Regions from separate parts of the Mus musculus genome. Here all the other regions are linked to region 2. Evidence: chromatin contacts called from ENCODE POLR2A ChIA-PET data. All regions are on one chromosome and are shown on one strand. Each heading gives the region's core, a stretch centred on a gene start or an enhancer-like site at or near the end of the contact. The rest is flanking DNA. Distances are from core to core; before and after follow the strand shown.

Region 1 (3,541 bases), core at 627-3,126, 48 kb before region 2:
AAAGCTCTAAAGCACAGGGCTGGGCCGAGGGGGAAGGGGCTGGCTGGAAGAGGGATCTGTCTGTCTTCAGCGTGTAGTAGACTGTGCTCGGCTGTGTGTGCTCATGTCCATGGTGTGTTCTGTGAATCTGTCACGTTGGAGGTAAGTCCTACAAGTGGATAGATAGATAGATAGATAGATAGATAGATAGATAGATAGATAGATAGATAGATAGATAGAGAACAGCACTGTCCACAGGTAGCAGTATGTGTTCTTATCCTATTTCTTGCATGCCTAGGGCAGGGCCCGCTTAGGCTTCAGGTAGGTTCCCCGAGGGAACCACTGGATGATTACAGGCTAATGACACCTCCACAGGGAAGACATTCTGATGATTGAGACACACGGACACTCCAGAGCAAGCCAGCAAGTTGGAGGGTAGAAGCTGGAACACGCGCTTTGTCCAGGTAGTGCTGTTCTCACAGGAGGCTGTGTCCAACTCTTTTTTTTTTAAACATTTATTTATTATTATATGTAAGTACACTGTAGCTGTCTTCAGACACCCCAGAAGAGGGTCTCAGATCTCATTATAGATGGTTGTGAGCCACCATGTGGTTGCTGGGATTTGAACTCGGGACCTGCGGAAGAGCAGTCAATGCTCTTAACCGCTGAGCCATCCCTCCCGCCCCCCATTTATTTATTATTACATGTAAGTACACTGTAGCTGTCTTCAGACACACCAGAAGAAGGTGTCAGATCTCATTAAGGATGGTTGTGAGCCACCATGTGGGTACTGGGATTTGAACTCAGGATCTCCAGAAGAGCAGTCGGCACTCTTAACCGCTGAGTCATCTCTCCAGCCCTGTGACCAACTCTTAATGGCAGTGTCCTTCTCTGGCTTTAGTCTGGGGCCACTCAGAACACCTTGCACACTTCAATCGTCCAATCAAAGTTGGTGGGTCATAGGCCCCTCTTAAAAAGCAGATCACAAAGATTGGAAATAGCTCCACTTCCACCTTTGCACAGCCACAGGATCACAGCCACTACCCAGAAGAGACATGGAACTGAAGAAGCCTCTAGAAGCTGACAGAGGATGGAAGGAACAGATTATAGGATCATGGCAACGTTTGTTTCCTTAAGTCCAATGACAACTCTCTCTTGTCTATCTCTCCTAGAGTCCAGTCTCATTGGTCTCTGGTTGAAGCCCCGGATTGCTGCCTGCAGGAGAAAGGTTCCCAACCTATCAGGCAAAAGGACGACGTTTAGATGACAGAAGATAGTCCACTCAAAGGTGTAAAGGCGGCAGTGAACTCTTTTTGTTTTTAATGTGGTGCAACCTACACAGAAGAGGAGGGGGCGCTGCTTTAAAGAAAATCGAGGTCCAGAAAGAGATCATGTGACCCTCCGCAGAGTTTAGTAGATCTCCAAATAAGTTTATAGGCTCAGTTTTAGCAAGTGAAGAAGACACACCTCCTCCATCTTACTCTCATAATTCACAAATGCTCAGAGTCCTGGTTTCTATTTGGCCTGTGGCGAGGGCAGGTAGTCCTGACCCTTGGGCTACTAGATCAACTAGTCCTACAGTCCAGAAACAGAGCCTCAGGCTCTCAGCATCCAATCGGAGACTAGCTCCTCCTGCAGCCCGCCCAGAGGCCTAAGCCTGTGTTAGCTCTACCCTTGGTGTCTTCCCTCGTTGCGGCCCCGCTCTCAGCTTGCGCCTAAGGCTGGACTGAGCCTAACTTCTCCCTTGGCTCCGCCCTCCAACCAATCACCATCCCTAAATTTCCTTCGGCCCCTCCTCCAGACCCGCCCCGGCCCAGTCGCGGGCTTGGTTCGCCCGGGCCCCACCCCTGGCCCGCCCCGCCGTCGGTGCGCGGCGGCCGGGAAGGCGCCTCCCGCAGTCGCTCGGAACTGCGGACCTGAGAGCTTCCCGCAGAGGGCCGGCGGTGGGAGCGGAGTGGGTCGGGCGGGGCCGAGCCGGGCCGTGGGCCGTGTGGGGGCCAGGCCGGGCCGGCGGACGGCAGGATGGGCTGCACCGTGAGCGCCGAGGACAAGGCGGCAGCCGAGCGCTCTAAAATGATCGACAAGAACCTGCGGGAGGACGGCGAGAAGGCGGCGCGGGAGGTGAAGTTGCTTCTGTTAGGTGAGGCAGCGCCCCGTTCTGGGACCCTTGACTCTCTACGCTAATCCCCAGACAAGGACCTGAAACTGCTCAGCCTGGCCTTGCACCCTACACCTGCGCTTGAAACCAGTAGGAGCCACCCTTTTAAGATCCGAAACTCTGGATTGGTCTAGATTTATAATCCTAGTCCAGACTTCATTCAGACCCTCAACTCATCCCAGATCCCACACACCAAACCTTGTATGACTATCTCCCCCCCCCCTTGTTATCCAGTCTCAAGAGAACTCAGACCCTGCCGTGTATTTCCGCACTTTCTCAGGCTTTTCTTAAACCCTCAGCACCCTGCCGGCTCCCACCTTCAAGCCCCACCTGTTCTATTTCTCTTGGCACGAGCATTCCTTGGGACCCTGGTCAAGCCTCGACCCACTCCCTCTTTTCCTTACTCTGGGATCTGTATTCTCCCTCTTTGCACTCTGACCCTTCAAGAACCTCTTTAAGAGGGAAACTGACTACTCTCAAGTTCTCTGTAGCAGGATTCCCCGCAGGGCCTCTGTTCCAGGTCACCAGATCTCTCTTTCTCTCTGTGTGTGTGTGTCTCTCTCTCTCTCTCTGTCTCTCTCCCTCCCTCTCTCTGCAGGTATCAACCCCCAAATCATCTGCCCCTCTTTTAAGGCTTTTCTCACACTCTGCCGTTCCCTTGCTTCTGCGCCCTCCTGCCCCAGGTGGGCCTTGTTGATAGGAGGAGGGGCACCAGGGGCTGGGGTGGGCCTAGGCTGAGCTGGGCAGACCCTTTGCAAGAGGTTGGTCTGACTCTGAGAGTCACACTGGGAAACAGGGGCCAGGCCTCTAGCATTTGCGGGAAGTTCCATTCCCTGGGATCCAAGGCTTGTCTGGGCCAGGGCCAGGGGAGTCTGGGCAATAGGAGGGAACATGGAGGAGTTAGGGTTGTTGTCACTTCCAAGGCCAAGGAAGATGGTGGCTGCTGGGATGGGGGGGAAGTGGAAGTAGTGAACCAACCGACATATTGCTGCCCCTGTGTGCCGGCCTGGAGAGATCTGCTGACGGCTGCTGGGCTTCTCACACTCGGGGCTGGAACGCCAGGGATATGGCCTAGGATACTGAGTAGACCTGTTGGTTCCCCAGAGGAATACTGTGATGTGGGGGTGGTGGGCAAGCTGAATGAGGGGCTGGTAAGGAGTCTGCTGCCTGTAGCCCCGTGTGCGCTCAAGCATCCCAGCTAGGCTTTGGCAGAGGCAGTGGGCCTGATGCTTGTGTCCAGACCCACACCGGTCGTCAGAGTGGCTCCCTGTGGAAGCCTGACTTGAGAAGACCAGTTCCTCTGGATTGTGGGGAGCAAGGCCCTAGCAGCAGCAGAAGCCGCGCAGCAGCGTAATCGGCTGGATAGTATGTGGGGGGGTGTGGCCCCTCAGCCCCAGGGCCGCC
Region 2 (3,643 bases), core at 26-2,525:
TGACCGGGTGTCTGAAAAAGTAAACATAGGGACTCTCAAAGTGTCAGTAGGGCAGGAACAGAGAGACGGCCTGTGAGCTCTCTCCAGGGCTGAAGACTGGCCTTAAATAGGGCAGCTACTATGGTAGGCACCCTGGACAGGTTCTGACCCAGTAGGAGTCCTTACACCTTAGGGACCACTAACATTACTTGCTTGTAAAAAAACGTTCAGCCCACACGTTGATTTCTGTTCACCTCTTCTCTTACTATCCTACTTGTCAAAACTGCCCGGACGGTCTCATCTGCCGCACTGTATTGTGGTCCCTTTGGCTGCTGGGCCCTTGCGCCAGATTCTTTACCGTCTCAGAAGCTCCCCTCACAGGGCCTGCCATAATTCTAAGACCACTCTCGGTAAGTATATGCTTTCAGTACTAGTTCTTGTGGAACTGTCACCACCCTATTAAATGCCCCGAGACCCAAGCCACATTAAAGTGGCTGTCAGGTCAAAAATATGCTGGGCAGGCACTCTTTTTCAGCAGTTGTTTGTTTAATGCAACAGGTCATGCTTCTGGTTGAGTCTGATAAGAAGTCTCCAGGCTGCTTCGGTCTCTCTGGATGTCCTCCCGGTCTCTAGTCCAATTGACAGGGCCCCAATTCTCTACCTTTCCAATCACACTTCCCCGTTTTACAGAACAGACAAGGTCTCTCTGCTAATTTCCTTGTGCAGCCTACCAAATGCACTACTAGTATTTGGCAAAAGGGTTGGCTTCACGCTCTTTCTGGTGTGGTTTTCTACCCCAGTAGCGATGGGAAAACCTAGGTCCTTAATGCTGGTCAAGTCATCGTTGCGGCGCGGGATTTCGAAAAACAGCTGGCAATGTGCTCAAGTGAGGCGCACACGTGGCCAATGCCAGCTGGGGCACGTGCGAGCCTTAGCAGAGTTCTGGGAGGTCACGCTGGGCTGATCTGGGAAGATTCATCAACTCAGGTCCCTCAATGACATCGAAGGGGAATCACGGAACACCCCCGCTCACTACTGAACAAGTCTACTGGAGCCCCCGGACTCACCTCCTCCACGGCGCTGACCGCCCTTGCGGAGCGCATTGCCCTTCCGAGCACGAGGCATTCCTGGAACCGAGAATTGGGAACACGGGAATGGGGCGCGGGGTCAGGGACCCGGAGGGCGGGGACTCCAAACCAGCGAAACGCTGGCCCGTGTGCTGAGCTGAGACTGGCGAGGACGACAGGAGCCACACGCCGCGCGCGCCACCATCTTCGTGAGGCGCCCCGCCCTGTCAAATGGGTCGCTGGGAAGGTGAGTTCCCGGCCACCAAGTTCAGATCCACATACACGCGGCCGAAACTACTATCCCCAGGCATCAGCGTACACAGATTAGCACCGCCCAAGTTGTGCGCAGTGCACGACGGGAGTAGTAGTCCATTCCGGAGACACATAAGCCGACGCCGCTCTAGCTAAACTATGTACCCACAATGCCCTGCGTACCCACTTCGCCCCTCCTTCCCCTACCCCCGCCCGCGCGGTTCATAGTTAACTCAGTAGTTTCCTTTCTCACTAGAAGCGTCTGCAGGGCCTGATAACGAAGCACCTGCTTGGAGGCGCCAGGTTTGGCCCTAGATAGAATGGTGAGGACAAACTTCAAGTAATGAAAGAGTGACTTTATGGATAAAAATACAGATAATAGCTTAGCGTTTAACAGACCTTAGCTTAATTTTTTTTGGGGGGGATGTGTGTTGGGAGGCATGTAGGGGTTGTCTGAACCTAGATTTTACTTCTCTATAGATACGCTGGGGTATAGGAACAAAGTCCTAGGCTAGTCACCTTAAATGCCTGGAACTGACCCGGAAGCTTCTTTTTTTTTTTTTTTTTTTTTTCTGAGACAGGGTTTCTCTGTATAGCCCTGGCTGTCCTGGAACTCACTTTGTAGATCAGGCTGGCCTCGAACTCAGAAATCGGCCTGCCTCTGCCTCCCGAGTGCTGGGATTAAAGGCGTGCGCCACCATGCCCGGCTCCTCAGGAATTTCTATGGAAGTTGTATTGGTGGAAGTGGGATATGTACTTGGGAAAGTCCCATAAGCTAAACAAAGCATAAAGGGGAATTCCTCTAGGACTGGGAAAATGACAGCAGGGTCAAGTAGCAAAGGCAGGGACTCCTGACTCTATGTTGGGCTCAGGGTTTAGGCTCCAGGCAGGTAGGGCCAGCCCAACCCGAATAACAATGGCATCTGAAGGAATTCCAAGCTCCAAGACTGTCATCTGGCTGCAGATGTAGAAAGGCTTCCATTTGTCCTGGGTCTTTCCGGGCACATCGACCATGGCCATGACATCGCTGGTGACTGCAAGCCATGGCAGCCTTGGTCACATTGATCACATAGGGGCCTAAAGTGCCCACTAAGTAGTCATGGAGACGCCAGCACTTTTCCTACACAGAGAAAAGATAGGTCAAAGCTCCTTTTCTATGACTTGGCATGGCTTCTCCCCTATCTTGGGGCTCCAGCATGTGCACGATGAGGGGCAACGCTCACCTCAGAGCTAGAGAAGCTCAGGTCCCCCCAGAGTACCACTCCAGCTGTTCCCAGTGCGGCACTCACTCCAATAGTCTGCATCAGGTCGTCCTGCAGGCAGAGAACTGTTAAGCCCAAGCTTGACTGGCCAGATCCATCAGGGCCCAACTTTACCACGACACCATTTGGTTTACTGCTATGATTCTGCCTCTAGAGTAGAGCGCTTTTAACAGAGCCTCTAAGTAATTTCTTAGAACTTCCATTCAGAGAATAACAGTCCTTAGACCAGGGACCACTGATATCTCCCAGTACATCACCATACCTCCCTAGTCCAGGACAGGGTCTTTTTGTTGTTTTGACTTTCAAGACAGGGTTTCTCTGAGTAGCCCTGGCTGTCCTGGAACTTGCTCTGTAGACCAGAATGGCCTCAAACTCACAGAGATCCACCTGCTTCTGCCTCCCCAGTACTGGGATTAAAGGTGTGCATTACCACTGCCTGGACTAGGATAGGGTCTTTTTTTTTTTTAATTAATTAATTAATTTATTTATTTATTTTTGGTTTTTCCGAGACAGGGTTTCTCTGTATCCCTAGCTGTCCTGGAACTCACTTTGTAGACCAGGCTGGTCTTGAACTCAGAAATCAGCCTGCCTCTGCCTCCCAGGTGCTGGGATTAAAGCTGTGTGCCACCACGCCCAGCTAGGGTCTTTTAAAAAACCCCCAGATCATGACTACCTCCAAGTCCTTTTGGGAAAGTTTTCTCTTCAGACCTTTCTAGGACATGGCTGTTTCTCTAGACTCTGATCCTTAGACCTGAGCTTCTCCTTACCAGAGACAGGAATCTCCCAGAGCTCCGGTGTGTGAGGCGAGAATAAGCCAGAACAGGTAGAGGGTGTGAATGCTCCAAAAGGGCTACACGGAAGGCTTCCTCCAGGCGGTGTCGGACAAAGGCCTGACGGTAGGCAAGTGGCAGTCTGGGTGGGAGGTAGATGCTAGGGAAGAGAGCACTGGAGGCAGCCCAGAGCCAACGCAGTTGGGTGTTTCGGGTGGTGATGGCTGCATGGCAGTGGCCTGTGTAGTTGGAAGCCATCTTATGCCAGCCATTGCCACAGGCTGGATATCTGTAAAAGCCCCAGAGGCCACTC
Region 3 (3,938 bases), core at 975-3,474, 54 kb after region 2:
TGCAGCATGGCCTGGCTGTGTTCCCACACCTGCCAGCTGCTAACTCCTTCAAGGAAGGAGGCTACACTCAGCTATAGAGCCTCAGTGGGGAATGAGCTGAGAGAATTCTTCCCCTGAGGTCAGGAACCCCTTTCACAGGGGAGCAAAAGCAGGAGCCCGTGATAAATGCTAAGGAATAAGGTTGGCGAGAAACTTCCTCAACAGTCTCAGGAAGAACACTGGACACTGGGTCTCCTGGGAGCTGGGAACACTGTAGAGAGTCCATAGGTCTCAGAAAGTAAGACCTGAATTCAAAGAGCATTCTCCTGCCTTGGCTAACGTGTTCAGTGAATAATGCAGTGAGATTACTGATGCTGCACTTGAGCAGGTGATGCAGAGGTCTCTGACCTGCCTGGTGTGGTCAGGAGGCTCTCGCAGTGAGGCACACAACCTGTCTCCGTTGGTGATTGGGGTAAATTTAGTAATACCCCAATCATCCTACATTAAGAAGGGAAAGACTTAAGGACAAAGACCTCCTTCCCCATTTCCCATCACAGGAGAAAAGAGCCACAGTTTCTGTCTATCACTGGACCAGTGCTTAGAATTTGGAAATTCTGAGGCAAGACCAAAGGTAACTGGGCATTCTGTAGCCAGGTTTAGTGGTCCGAGTTGTGAGGTACACAGAGTCCAGAAACCTACACATTCAGTTCCCTCGAGGCCAAGACCTGAATCCCTTTTCTGAAGCCGCTCCCAACACCTGCCTGTAGCTCTCCAGCCTATATAGAGCAAACATCTCAATGGCTGGTTATGTGGCCACACCAACAGTCTAGCTACCAAGATTTTAGAGAAGTTCCCAGTACCTTCTGCGCTCCGCATCTTGAGGGTCTGTGCCTGGGAGGCTGATAGTGATGGACGACGGCGCTCCCACATCGTAGCGCTTCACTGTCTTCTGGCATATCTTTACTTTCACCAGGAGGCCGTGCACCAAGTTCGCTAGCAGCCCCACCACCGGTTGCAGGATCTCCGGGAAGAAGGTGGCAAAAGCAAAATGGTCAGCCATGTCCCCTCGGCCCCGGCTATGGCGCTGATAGAAGCGAAGATACACCCAACTGGATAGCAGCCCAAAGCCGTAGGAAGCCAGGGCTGGGCTCTGGAGCAGCGTGGCCAACCGGAGGAGTAGCAGCAACGCCAGCAACAGCATGGGAACGACGCTGACGCGGACCTGGGGCACTCGCAGAACCACACAGTCTCCCATAGTTTGCTTGAGGGCTACCAGAACACCACCTAGGAAACCCAGGGCGCCGTGGATACGAATAGTGAACAGGTAAACCAAGTTGAAGGAAGCCATGTAGGTGAGGAGGTAGGCGAGGGCCCCCAGAAGCCCCACTGACACATTCACCACCGAGAAGAAGATGAGCAGCTCCAAGGCTCCCCAGAGGGGCTCCAGTAATCGCCCGGCCACAACCACTGTGGCCAGGCTAATGGCCACGTCCCACACGTGCTGTTCCATGAGCCCGTGGGTGGCCAGGGTCCAGATCCAGAAGTTGGGTGGGAAAAGGTAGCCTGGGGTGACGGCCAGGCAGCCCGTGTCCACAGCGAAGGAAAGCAGGTAGAGAAACAGTACCACGGCGCACAGTGCCTTCACCACCACGCTGGCGCTGGCCAGGATGGCCCCCAGATGTTGGCGGGCACCAGGTAGGGCGCGTTGCATCTTCCTGGCGGACGTTGGCTTAAGGGAATGTGTGGAAGGTGGCCTAGGGGCCTCCCCGGGGCCTCGTCCCAGTTCGGCCCCGACGGGAGGCCCGGGCCCGGCTACTTCACTGGCTTCTGTTCCGTGGGAAGGCTCTGGTTCCGGTTTGATCCGGTTGTAGTTCCAAAGCGAGGAGAAAGTCTTCTTGCCGGGGACCTGTCGTTAGGCCCTGGGTAGCTTGGGCTCGCCTGCCTGCGGGTTCCGTCGGCCCAGCGGCCAGGCTAGCGTTAATCTCAAGGCTAGGCTTCCTCCATCCACTCTGAGACTCTGCGATCTGCGGGGAACTGGTGCCTCGTTCCGGCCCAAGTCAAGCCCGTTTAGCTCCGGCTGGGCTAGGGTTTTGGCTTGACGGTACCTCCTCCCCTCTCCGGGGCCGACAAACAGGGGCGCCGCGCCTGCGCGCCCCCGCCGGCGGCCGCGGCAGTACGCCCTCTGAGCGCTTGCCTTCCGGCTTCTCGGCATGCTGGGATACGGAGTCCTTGGGACCTAGCCGACCGGTTTCTTCATAGAACCACAAGTCCCAGAAGCTGTGCGCCGACCGGTCCCGTAGAGTGTACGGGCTAGGGAGCTTGGGAGTTGTAGTTTTCAGTGCTTACTCCTCCAGTTCTTAGGAGTTATGGAAGTTGAGATCAGTATTCCTGATGCAGTAAAGGGAGGTGTTAAGTGGGCGGGTTCAAGAGGTAGCACCGCCTTGGGCCACACACACTTGCTCAATTCTTTGGAGGAGATTGGCTCTATTTAGGATTTGTACAGGTACAGCAGTGTCTTTGTAAGCAGGTACATAAGAATGTGAACGGTTCTGATGAGTTGTACCAACGTGTGTGAACTAACCAGAAACTGTCGTCTGGCAAGTGAAGCCTAAGATGGGCTTGTTCAGTCATTTGTAGTCACTGTGTTATTGACCAAGTTCCCCGCTGCAATTTCAGGAGCCTTAAAAATGATGATGATGGCAGGCTCTTCCTATCTTAACGATCAAAGAAGGCAACTGTGTAAACGACTTGCCATTGTTGTATTGGGTGTTCGTTCACATTGTCCTTGTTCCAGCGAATTGTACTTGTAATTGTACATGAACTTTCCACCTAAGGGGGAATAAGGGTCAAGGCTGTGCTACTTCAGCGACTCTTTTCCCACTTGATTCCACTGGACAGAGAAATCTCCCTTGAGCTGGAGCGATGGATTAGCGGTTAAGAGCACTGACTGCTCTTCTAGAGGACCTGGGTTCAATTCCCAGCAACCACATGGCAGCTCATAACTGTAACTCCAGTTCCAGGGTTTCTGACACCCTTACACAGACACACATGCAGGCAAAACACCAATGAACATTAAAGAAAAAATATATTTAAGTCTCTCTATAAGTGCCAAGTTGGTCTAGGCTCAACTTTATGCTATAGTGGCTGTCAACAGGGTGTTTGAGATGTATTTAAAAGTTATTTTATAGCCGGGCGTGGTGGCACACACCTTTAATCCCAGCACTCGGGAGGAAGAGGCAGGTGGATTTCTGAGTTCGAGGCCAGCCTGGTCTACAAAGTGAGTTTTAGGACAGCCAGGGCTATACAGAGAAACCCTGTCTCGACCCTCCCCCACCCCCAAAAAAGTTATTTTATTTACATGTATGTGTGTCTTTGTGTGTATATGCCGTTAAGTGTGCAAGCCACCACAGAGGCCACAGCATGTCGGAAGCTGGATTTCTGAGCCACCAGATGTGGGTGCTGGGGTACAGGTTCTCTGTAAGAGCATCAGGCATTATTAACTATGGAGTCATCTCCCCAACCCTGAGATTTTTGTTATATATATATATATATATATATACACACACATATATATATACACACATATATATGCATATTTTTAAATGTGATTAATTATATTACAAGGGACTTTATTATAAAATCCCCTTTTAGCTATTGATCTCAGTACAACTGCCTGTGTGTTCAAAACTACCTTTCACCTTTTATTTTTGTCTGGGGTTAGGGTTCCTACTGTATGCCATATACCAGTGTTTGCTAAGTTTGACTTAGCAAATCAAAATACAGAGTTACTGGGCAGTGGTGGTTCAAGCCTTTAAGGTTGATCTCTGTGAATTGGAGGCCAGCCTGGTCTACAGAGTTAGCTCTAGGACAGCAAAGGCTATACAAAAAACTCCCTAAAACAAAACCCAAACTAAAAACCAAAACCCAAAACAAAATAGAGTCAAATACTTAATCAGATT

Evidence for each region. ChIA-PET counts read pairs that join two places held with the same protein, here RNA polymerase II (POLR2A).
Region 1: POLR2A ChIA-PET joins it to region 2 with 27 read pairs in Patski. The contact joins the promoter of Gnai2 here to the promoter of Ifrd2 in region 2. POLR2A ChIA-PET finds 5 or more read pairs at or near these places in 5 of 5 experiments (Patski and embryonic stem cell).
Region 3: POLR2A ChIA-PET joins it to region 2 with 13 read pairs in embryonic stem cell. The contact joins the promoter of Tmem115 here to the promoter of Ifrd2 in region 2. POLR2A ChIA-PET finds 5 or more read pairs at or near these places in 4 of 5 experiments (Patski and embryonic stem cell).

Annotation. Positions count from the first base shown.
Region 1 is chr9:107,633,678-107,637,218 of GRCm38, reverse strand. Gnai2 (guanine nucleotide binding protein (G protein), alpha inhibiting 2) reads left to right here and starts at 1,876. Exons shown (of 9, transcript NM_008138.5): 1 at 1,876-2,119. The coding sequence starts at 2,002.
Region 2 is chr9:107,585,350-107,588,992 of GRCm38, reverse strand. It overlaps Ifrd2 (interferon-related developmental regulator 2), which reads right to left and starts at 1,275. Exons shown (of 12, transcript NM_025903.2): 1 at 1,047-1,275. The coding sequence starts at 1,104. It overlaps Hyal3 (hyaluronoglucosaminidase 3), which reads right to left. Exons shown (of 4, transcript NM_178020.3): 2 at 3,328-3,643; 3 at 2,522-2,611; 4 at 1,634-2,418. The coding sequence ends at 2,167.
Region 3 is chr9:107,532,231-107,536,168 of GRCm38, reverse strand. It overlaps Tmem115 (transmembrane protein 115), which reads right to left and starts at 2,224. Exons shown (of 2, transcript NM_019704.2): 1 at 840-2,224. The coding sequence starts at 1,690.